2 separate regions of the Homo sapiens genome follow, and region 1 is linked to region 2. The links are chromatin contacts, found by Hi-C or POLR2A ChIA-PET in ENCODE. All regions are on one chromosome and are shown on one strand. Each heading gives the region's core, a stretch centred on a gene start or an enhancer-like site at or near the end of the contact. The rest is flanking DNA. Distances are from core to core; before and after follow the strand shown.

Region 1 (4,867 bases), core at 1,419-3,918, 260 kb after region 2:
CTTCCTGAAGGCCTGCCTTTCTTGAGGGTGTGATTTTATGAATTGAAAATTATTTCAATTATTCAGCTAGCCATTCATTTACTGCTTTTAAATTTGTGAACTTTGGAGCTGAGATAATAAAACCTAAGACTGAACCTTCACCTTTAGCAGCACTGTATCTTCTAAAAATCAACATTGATACTAAAATATGTGGCTTCTAGTTCTGCCCAGGTCCACGTGGCTTTGAATAATTACCACTCTCGGTGCTTGTCCATCTGTAAACGGGGAATAATAGCACCAAACCTGTTTCTCTTACATGTTGGTTGTGAGAACCAAAAGATAATATACATATACAAAATGCGCTGAAAAATCTCCAGTGCAATGCCAGCCTGAACTGAGAGATTTATTATTAGGCACATAAAAGAGTAGGCATACAGAGGTCTAGAAAGCTCACCTGGGCTGGGTGCGGTGGCTCATGCCTGTAATCCCAGCACTTTGGAGGCTGAGGTGGGTGGATCACTTGAGGTCAGGAGTTCAAGACCAACTTGACTAACACGATGAAACCCTACCTCTACTAAAAATACAAAAATTACACGAGTGTCGTCGTGGGCACCTGTAATCCCAGCTGCTTGGAGGCTGAAGCATGAGAATCACCTGAACCCGAGAGGCAGAGGTTGCAGTGAGCTGAGATCATGCCACTGCACTCCAGCCTGGACAACAGAGTGAGACCCTGTCTCAAAAAAAAAAAAAAAAAAAAAAAAAGAAAGCTCACCTGTCTTTATTTTATTTTTTGCATTATGGACATTCTGTTTGTGAGTCTTTAGTAAATATACAACTATGCAGGTAAAGTCAAGGCAAGAGTCAAATTTTACATAACAACTTGAAAACACTTTCTGGGGATTTGTCTCCTAATAATATACGACTATTTCAGTCTTCTGTTTGTGTTGATTTACCGGAGTAGAGTTGCCAGATAAAATACAGGATGCTTAGTTACATTTGAATTTCAGATTAACAACAAATATTTTTTAGCATGAGTATGTCCAATATTTGAGACATACCAAACAAAGTACTTGTTATTGATCTGAAATTCAAATGTAACTGGGTGTCTTGCATTTTTATTTGCTAAATCTGGCCACCGTATACTGGAGGTCCTTACAGCAGACACCTGAGAGAGAAATCCCATTTTCACATAAACTGCTTTTTTTTATCTTTTTTTTTTTTTTTGAGACAGAGTTTTGTTCTTGTCACCCAGGCTGGAGTGCAATGGTGCGATCTCAGCTCACTGCAACCTCCGCCTCCCAGGTTCAAGCAATTCTCCCAAGTAGCTGGGATTACAGGCGCCTGCCACTACATCTGGCTAGTTTTTGTATTTTTTAGTAGAGACGGGGTTTCACCATGTTGGCCAGGCTGGTCCTGAACTCCTGAGCTCAGGTGATCCACCTGCCTCGGCCTCCCAAAGTGCTGGGATTACAGGTGTGAGCCACAGTGCCTAGCCTTTTTTATCTTTTTTAACAGAAATGGGAATCAATGAATTTATGTTGGCATGTTTGGTAATTTTTTTGCACCTCTCTTCTTTATTTGCAAAATGGAGAGACTATAGTTGTCCTCAGTCTTGGCTGCACATTGAAATCCCAAGGGGACCATTTACAGCTTCTAATGCCTAAGCACCAGAGTCCAAATACATGAGGATCTCGGGTGGAACCTGGGGGCGTTATATTTTACAGCGCCTCCAGGTGATTCTCAGGCATGCAAGGCTGAGCCGGTGGTCTCTTCGGCGACGCTGTGGGGTTAGGTGATGTAGCATCTGTAAAGCACTTCACAGACTATCAGACATGCAATTAGAATGCAGCAAATGGCCCACGCCTTGCTTTGGGAAGAGGGTCCGCAGAGTAGGAGAGGAAGAGTAGGAAGAAAAGCGCCCCAGGTGGGTGGCAGGCTGAGCAATGCCCCACGCAGGAGTTCCAGGTGGATCTTATGGATCTGTGTGACTGCAGCACAATTTGGCAGGTGGGGGTGGGGGAAGAAATGTGGGAAAGGTGGGCAGAACCAGTCATGGAGGCTTTGAACTTGGGCTTCATCTTGTAGGGTGATCAGGAGCCATGGGACAGGATGCACATACTTGAAGGAAAGCATTTTCTAGGGGAAGCCAGGGTGGGGAAACCTCCTTACATCCGTGCAGGAGTCCCATGTCTCATGGGCTGATGTGGGTCACGTGGGGTTTGTGGAACATAAAATCCCCAGGGTCGGAATCTTGTCTTGCTCTATGTTGTATCCTTAGCACTAGAACCACGCCTGGTACATAGTAGGCACTTGGTAGAGGGTATCGATTGGGAGAATACACGAAGGACAAAAAATCCAAACGAAGGAGAAGCTTGGCAGAGGCAGCAGGGGACTGCAGGACCAGCCCTGTCAAAGCAGAATCCCACTGAACTGCTGGTGCCCCTGGACAAGCCATATCCCTTCTTGGCCTCTGTTTCTGTCGCTTAAATGGAGGGCAGGGTCCTTCTAGCTCTAATGTCCACCAATAATTAAATGCTTCTGATCCTGAACGAGTTCATGACCTTCTTACTGATGCGCCAAGTCCTAGGTGGAAACTCCATCAGAAGCCTTTGTGTTTCCCTGAGTTCTGGAAGCCTGGCCCCAGGAGGCAGAGTTGGGGCAACTCATCCTGGCTGCTGGGAAACCCAGGCTTGGATGGAAGGCAGCTTGCTGCTGAGGCTGGTGACCTTATTAGCAGTGGTTGGACCAGATCCTCTAAAGTCATTTTCACGGTTGTAGGTCCAAGTGCTGTGATGGTGGGAGGGAGGTCTTCCCAGGCAAGGAAGGGGCACTGGCCGGGGTGGGGAAGTCGGGCTCCTAGTCCCAGCTGCTGTGCCTCCCCTCTGGGCAAGCCATCTTACCTGTTTGCATGTTAGTTTCTTTAGTTGTAAAACAAGGAATTTATATTAAGTTAACTCTAACAGACCATTTTCGGTTTTCAACTCCTATGATTTTGTAGCATGCTCTCGGGTTTCTTTTATCTTTATCTCCGTGTATCTTTGTTTCTAAAAGATCCAGGCCTCGATGACACCTTTTCCTCCCTAGTACTTTCAGCCCACGAGAGAATCTAAAAGCTGACTCTGCACCTCCGGGTGCTGCCGAGCCTTTTGCACAGAAAGAAGAGAAAGCTGGATAGTTTTTTTTTTTCTTTTGCTTCTTCGTTAACAGATATTTTTAGCTTTTCTAAAAGCTTCTCATTCTGAGCCTTAAAAAGAAATAAGAACCTGTTCCAAAAATGCAAATTCTCTGGCAAGAAGCAAGAGGGGTGTTTTCAATCTTCCCTGAACGATTGTTTTCTCTCCCACAGACCCTCGTGGTGCAGCAGAGGGCAGCTGGGGTGCGGGAGGAGGTGGGAGGGTGAGGCTGTGGCCAGCAGGAGCCAGGCCTCAGGGTGCCAGCCTGGACCAGGAGCATGTGCTGGGGGCTTGCTTTCCGCAATCAGGCACTTTTTCAAGTTGGTCCTGAACGGTTCTGGACTGGATGGCAGGCTGCTGTGTGTGATTGAGAATGTTGCCTGTCTGAGCCCTGAGATGAGCTGAGGGTTCCTCCTCCCCAGCCAGCACCAGCCTCACACAGCCCTTGTAAATCTGAAAGTGCTGTTGGTAGCAACCAGGGATGGGCAGAGGCAGCCCTGTCCTGAGGGTGACATGAAAGTGAGAGCAAGCTGAAGCTCCAGTTGGCTTAGTCTTCAAAAGTGTCACTTTCAGATTATATCCCTCAGCTTTAAAATATCCTTCTTTGAAGTCCATCCTGCTCTGCCCACTATTTGTCCCCGGTGGTCACTTCCTCCTCTGTGCTCCCGTGGCCTGGGATTCACACCAGGAAAGAACGCCACGAAGAAGGAATGGTGAGTGGTATGTGTGTCTGCTTCCCATGGGGATGGGAAATGGAGAGAGAACTGCCCAGTGGGATTGTTACTTCGCCCGGCACCTTGCAGGAATCTTGCAATCACTTCTCATTTACATTTTTTATTCCCTAGCATCTAGCTCATAGTAGATGCTCACTAATGCACTAATGCTGGATTGCCATACCTAAGATTTTTCCTGTGTATCTTTCAAAACTAATCCAAAGGTTGCTTATATTCTGAAATAATAATCAGTCCTTGAATCTCTTTGAATAACAACACAATTTAGTTCCCATTAGGTTAAATTCAGGGAATATTGTGAATGCAGCCTTTGAAAGGAGACCTTTAATATACTTAGGCTTGCAATTATTTTTCAGAAAGTGATTATATTGGCATCTTGATATAAAAATGATGGATGCCACCCTCTGTCCCTTACACACTCAGTTCCGGTTCTCAAAAGTTAGCGATGGAGATGGGAGACAGTCTGGGTGTGTGCTGGGGAGGCAGGGTGGGCAGTGAGGCAACGTGGCCACTTTCAGATCCTTCAATCTCTTCTTTTTATACGTATAGCTTAGCTTCCTCGTAACTGAAAGCAGAGAATGATTCTGGTTCTTAAACTGAGGCTTAGGAGACCGCTTTATCTATGCACAGTTGTTTCTAAATATTAGGAATAAAGCCAGTTGGGATGAATACTTCTTACACTCACTACAGGAAAATGCTGAGGCATAGACATAGGATCTGAATTCACAACCATCTTTAGGACTGAGGAGAAATAACAGAAGTTCTTATGTTACTAACAGCAATGCCCGTGTTTCCTGATTCTATATCTTGTTTTGGTAGGGTGGTCAGAACATTAACATGGATATCCTTATTTGCAACCTGATTGCTTCCCAGAAACTATGTTAGTTGCTTTAAATACATCTTCGTAACAATATTCCAGAATAGACATTATTATTGCCACTTTCTGGATGAAGAACCTGAGACTCAGAGAAACTGAGGAACTTC
Region 2 (5,336 bases), core at 319-2,818:
CTGCCTTGGTGCAGAGAGGGTGGGTCCCCCTTGCTGGGCTGCTTGGGATGGTGTCCTGGGTGGACATGCAGCTTGGGCCACTGGGAAGATGCGATTAAACACTGACCACCCCATTTTCTTTCTGGGTGAAGCATCAGGGCCCAGGCAAGCCTCCTCCACTGTGCTCACTCCCCCTCTCTCCTCTGACCCCTTCTCTCCTCTTCCCATCTCAGCACCTAGCGGCACGCTGTGAGCAGAGGTCGTCGGGGCAGAGACCCCAGTCAGACTTTGAATCTGGGCTCTGCCCCTCATAGGTGGATAGGTGGTGGAACCCAGGGCCAGGCCTATTTAATCCTGAGCCTCCCTTTGCACATCCGTAAAATGGGGATAGTCTTAGCTGCCTCCTAGGGTATGTGAACAGGAGTGGGATGATGCATGGAAGGATCCAGCATGCCACCTGGCTGATACTTTCTCCTCACTAGGGATTCTGAAGGGCCCGCCCTTGGCATTGGCTGAAACGCGGTGGGAGTATTGAAAACGCTGGACCTGTAACTCCACAGAGAAGCGCCTCCCCACCTCAACACCAGCACTGTTCTCAATGTGTGGTGGCCTCTCCCTGCCTGAGAGCTGGTCATTTTGGCTTCAGGGAGCCGGGTGAGGCAATGCACGGCCAGCAGGTCATTTGACCTCAACAGCGCAGGCTCTGCCGGCTGCGATTCCATCACCCCTGGACTAGCAGAACCACTGCCTTTGCAGGAGTCTCAAAGGCCTGGGCTTTTGGGGGTGCTTCTCCGCCACTCCTGACTGCTTCTTTCCCTTCGGGGGCCGTGGCTGGTGCCTGCTGCGGGGTCATTGCGTGACGCGAGCACCGCAGCATCTCAGGTGCACGCGCCCTTCGATGGCCCTGAGGTGCCCGGGAGCAGGCGAGGGCCGAGTCTTAACAGCTCCACTTCCTGTCCCCGAGTCTATCTGCCACTGCTCTGTAGAGTCCTACAGTTTATCTGTGGTCAGTTTTCTTACCCATTTCCTGCCAGCTGCTACTGGTTTTTTAGTCAGCTCTGACAGCTACGGTAATTGGGAAAGGACGCAGGCTGCTGGGGCCGGGTGATTCACCAGCTCTGGCCAACAGGGACAAGGAGCACAGACGGAGGCACCCCGTCGGTCCCCCAGGGCCTGGTCCCCCAGGCTTCAATGAGTGAGACACAGAAAAGACCCAGGGGCACACTCATTGTGAACCGAAAGCTGATCTCTGTGCACGCGCGCGTGCATGTGACATAAGGGAATTTTTTTTTTTTGAATGTGCCAGAGCCAATATAAATGGTTTCATGTTTTGAGAAGTCAGAACATAACTCCAGGCTGAGTGAGGCCCCTCTCCCGGGGAGCCCCATGTTTTCTCTGAGGTGTAACTGCGGTGAGTTGTCTGTGCCTCAGATTAGGATACTGGAGTCACACTTAACATTTTATTTCATGGCATTTCCAAAAACGAAGGGAAAACCCCCATTGCAGCAAATGACTCCTCCAAATAGAAAACTTTGTGTCTGTTTTGTAAATGCTGTGGAAGGGAGTTTTGGAGCTGCCTCACTGTCAGTCATCGCCCAGCCAGGTGCCTTTGGTTGCTGAGTGTTGCACTCAGGGGTGGGCTGCTGGCTGCCGAGCAGTGCCCCTCAGAGGCGGGGGCAGGACCAGCCACACAGCCTCACCTGTCTGGGCCTCTGGAGCCAGCGCCTCCGAGTTTTACCTGACTCTCCGGGTGGCCCTGTTGCCTACTCTAGTGTGAGAAGCACCTCTCTAGACTTTACTGGAAGCTAATATTAATTTTATTGATAGCCGTGGGTTATGGAGCATGAAAATGATCCTCCAATGCAGAATGAAATGACCCACTTCACACAGATTTACTGCCTTCCTCCCAGGCACCAGGATCTGTGCTGGGCACAGCAAGGGACCACCTGGCCTCGGGAGCTAAGGGCTCTGTCTCCAGGGGTCCCAGTCTGGAGAAGGTGGGTAAAGCAAACAAGGAAGCCTCCTAATAAGAAGTTCCCTAATCAGACATGGACTTTGCTGCCAGGAGCACCCAGTGGGGCCAGCCTGGGGCCCAGGGAGGTAAGCAGAAGGGGCTCACTGTAGTAGTAGGTGAGACACAAACAGTTTCATCCATGGGTAGGAAATAGATGAGGGGGAGGGAGAGAGTTAGGAGATGGTCATGGAGATTGCGGGTGCTAAGAATGGCCTTGGTGGGTTTGGGGTCATCCCTGCTCTGACACTGTACAGCACAGTCAGCTTGAACCAGTCCCTGACCTCTCTAAGGATCAGTTTTCTCATCCATGCAATGGGTTTAATGATAGTTCCTTTTGTGATTGTTGTGATACTTCAATGAGAGAATAATGCAAAGTGCTTAGTGCAGCCCTCACTAAGCTCAGTAAGGAGGGTGACTGCATCTGAGGGCAGTGGGAGCCACTGAGGGGGTTTCAGCCGGTGAGTGACGGGAGCAGATTTTTTTTTCTTGAATAATTCCTGGAAATGCTTTGATCATTTAGGCCAGCAGAGGCTCTTGGTTGAGCATGAGACGCATGAACCATTAAGATTGCAGGATATAATCATGTGCAAATTTTAGACAATACCTGAAATCCTAAAATGCATTTCCTTTTTCCCATCGCCATAGTTTTGGATCCTAAAATCAACCAAAAGCAGAATCTGACCACTTTCCAAAGCAATGGTCCTTTAGATTGAGAACAAAATCGTGGAACAGCGCTTCATTTTTCCCGTCTCAAGAAGTCACAAGGCCCAGAATGCAAGAAAATCATGGCTTTTCGATGACCAGGCCTTGTTGGAATGGCTGAGAAGCTCCTCAGCCCCGACCAGGTGCAGTGACTGCATTCGGCTCTCACGGAGCAGGTCTGAGTGGAGCCAGGATTTGCTCTGTTCAAAGATAAAAACCACTGGAGAGGGAAGCAGCAGATCACAGGGAGCGATCTCAATCCTATAGGGGCCTGCTCCGGGGTGTTTTGCACGAGGCTCCATGTTAAATAAGCCTCCATTCGAGCGCAGCCTCAGGACGGCCATCCTTCATTCCTCTCAGTCACACACCTTCCACTTCAGGATGGCCATCCTTCATTCCTCCCAGTCATGCACCTTCCACTGCCTGGTTCTCTGAGCGCTTCCGTCTAGCGGGAGAGACGCCTTCGACCAATAATTGCACATAGGTCTGGATGATGCCCAGCCACAGTCACTCCTCTAAAAGCAAGGAACTTGCTTCTGCAGAGTCAAACGGAGCTCACGTGAGGTTCCTGGAGGCACTGAGGTTTCTTTCTAGTCTCCTGTTTTGCACAGACCTTTTTCTTACTGAGCAATTCACTATCTGCTGGCTTCGGAAGAGGTGGATTGGGTTTCAGGTGGGGGCACCAAGAAGCAGCCAGATGTCCAAATTTGGAGGCAACTCAGGCCACCCAAGTGCCTGCACAGGAAAATGTATGCAGCTGCCGTGCCACATCAAAGGCAGGTGGTCCAGGGTGATCCGGGTGCTATTCGTGGCACAGGCACCAAAGTACTGTCATCCGAAGCATCCTCTATCTCGGTTTCCTCATCTCTAAAATGGGGCTCCATCTAAGTTTTCTGGTTCTGCAAAAACTCCTGAGCAAACCACTTCACTAGCCAGGAACCTGGTATGCCTGCCATGCCTGGGGCAGGCAGGGCTTTCCAATTTCCTCCCCAAGGTTTTCTGAGAATTCATCTGACAGTGTCTGTAAATGTCCCTCCATTCTCTTTCATAGAGGAAATGCTCACATTAGAAGAAAGTCTCTTATGACCAGCACTCCCCACTTTCAAGGTAGAATTTTTCTTGGCTCCCACAGCCCTGGGCTGGCTTCTGCACAGCCTCCCAGGGTCTTTTCCTAACCCACAAGTTGGATTCTGCCACTGGTCTTGCCTAATTCCCACTAAGAGCCCCTACGGGAAGACACCAGGGCTCTTTCCATCACCTGCCTCCCCTTGCCCTTCTGAAGGGCATGTGGCAGCAGCACAGAGCAGCTTCAGGCTCCCCAGTGGGGCTGGGCTCTTCCCAAGTCTCAGAGCCTCCCTTTGCATGCCCTTTCCTCTGATTGGCTCTGCAAACTCCTCTTCATCCTTCAGAACCCAGCTCTGTGATCAGCCTCTCTGGGAGGCCTTCCTCAACCTCCTTGTTCCCCTGATGACGGATTCCCTTCATCCACAGGCTCAGAGTCAGGGTCATGGGGAACCCTGAGGCCTGTTCCTGGTCATCCTGTAGGCCAGCCAGAGTGCCTCTCTCACTTTTGGGGAGCAGAGGCACATCCTCCTTGGTCCCACTTCATGGCCAGACTCCTGTCCATTGACCTCCCCAGCAAAGAAGCCTGGAATTCCTGTTTCAGAAAACCCTGCATGAGGCAGGCTGACTGCAGGGAGGGCTGCCACAGAGCTTGGCGATGGTAGAGACACCATTTCAGGCTGAAAGTGGAGTGGAGCTGATGAGAAGGGTCTCTGGGAAGGAGGGCTCAGCACAGCCCAACTGAAGGCAATTGCGAGGGTCCCCGCTTGTGTGTACAGCAGCCAGGGTTGTTCCACGGTGGGTAGGAGGGTATGGGGAGGGGACAGTGGTCCTGGAGGCCCCAGGGAAGGGTGGGAAGCCAGCTGTCTCAAGGATCCTCCTGCCCTTGCTGCCACCTTCAGGAGGGAGCAGTGGCCGTGAGAAAGGAAATAGAGACAGGGAGGGAGAGCCTGGCAGCCTGTCCTATTCCTGCCCCAGGCGACTGGCTTGTGACATGCAGATAGCTCCCTGGGTCTGGTTTTTCCTGTTACTGAAATTGCTGCTGCATGAAATTCTCTGGGCTAGGTCAGAAGTGGCAGCTGGGGAGTGTGCCCATGTGTGTAAAATGTCTCAGCTTAAAGAAACAGGAAATTCAGGACCAACTCGAACTCTGCGGCCCACGCCTTGTTTCCTAGAAAGGAAGGGGTCCATAACACGGGAGGCTGGGGCCCCGGGGTGAGGACAGGGATGACACAGGAGGCTGGGGTCCCCCAGTGGGGCCAGGGATGATATGGGGGGCTGGGGCCCTGCAGCGAGGACGGGGATGACACGGGAGGCTGGGGTGTCCCACTGGGGTTGGGGATGAGACAGGAGGCTGGATCCCTAGTGGGGTTGGGGATGACACAGGAGGCTGGGATCCCCCAGTGTGGTTGGGGATGACATGGGAGGCTGGGACCCCCCAAGTGGGGTCGGGGCTTTGGCCCAGAGAGGAATGGGCTTCTGGCCTCTGTCCTTGCCTGGGTCCAGGGCAGTCTCCTGACCCACTGGGTCTCTTTTCCTCTCTGCTCTAATAGAATGCCGCCAAGAGCTCGTGCCTGCT

Evidence for each region. A loop is a pair of places that touch in the nucleus more often than their neighbours do. ChIA-PET counts read pairs that join two places held with the same protein, here RNA polymerase II (POLR2A). Pooled maps may share reads with other maps.
Region 1: a loop to region 2 is called in a pooled map, with 2.3 times the contacts of the local background. The contact joins two enhancer-like sites. A Hi-C loop is called at or near these places in 2 of 50 pooled maps. POLR2A ChIA-PET finds 5 or more read pairs at or near these places in 5 of 52 experiments (A673, OCI-LY7, SK-N-SH and 1 more).

The regions. Positions count from the first base shown.
Region 1 is chr2:8,276,737-8,281,603 of GRCh38, reverse strand. The region is part of intron 7 of LINC00299 (long intergenic non-protein coding RNA 299); the gene reads left to right. Among named protein-coding and RNA genes, the nearest start is that of LINC00299, 49 kb to the left of the region's middle. RefSeq lists enhancers at 1-172, 3,372-3,873 and a silencer at 3,588-3,637. Within about 2 kb of position 2,668, at least 3 of the 41 ENCODE cell types and tissues checked have a DNase peak (open chromatin) inside an H3K27ac peak, as active enhancers do; they include OCI-LY7, where a contact is called at or near this core.
Region 2 is chr2:8,539,528-8,544,863 of GRCh38, reverse strand. No RefSeq gene overlaps it. Among named protein-coding and RNA genes, the nearest start is that of LINC01814, 42 kb to the left of the region's middle. RefSeq lists enhancers at 411-470, 133-639, 640-1,146, 1,121-1,410, 1,421-1,470 and 1 more. Within about 2 kb of position 1,568, at least 27 of the 41 ENCODE cell types and tissues checked have a DNase peak (open chromatin) inside an H3K27ac peak, as active enhancers do; they include OCI-LY7, where a contact is called at or near this core.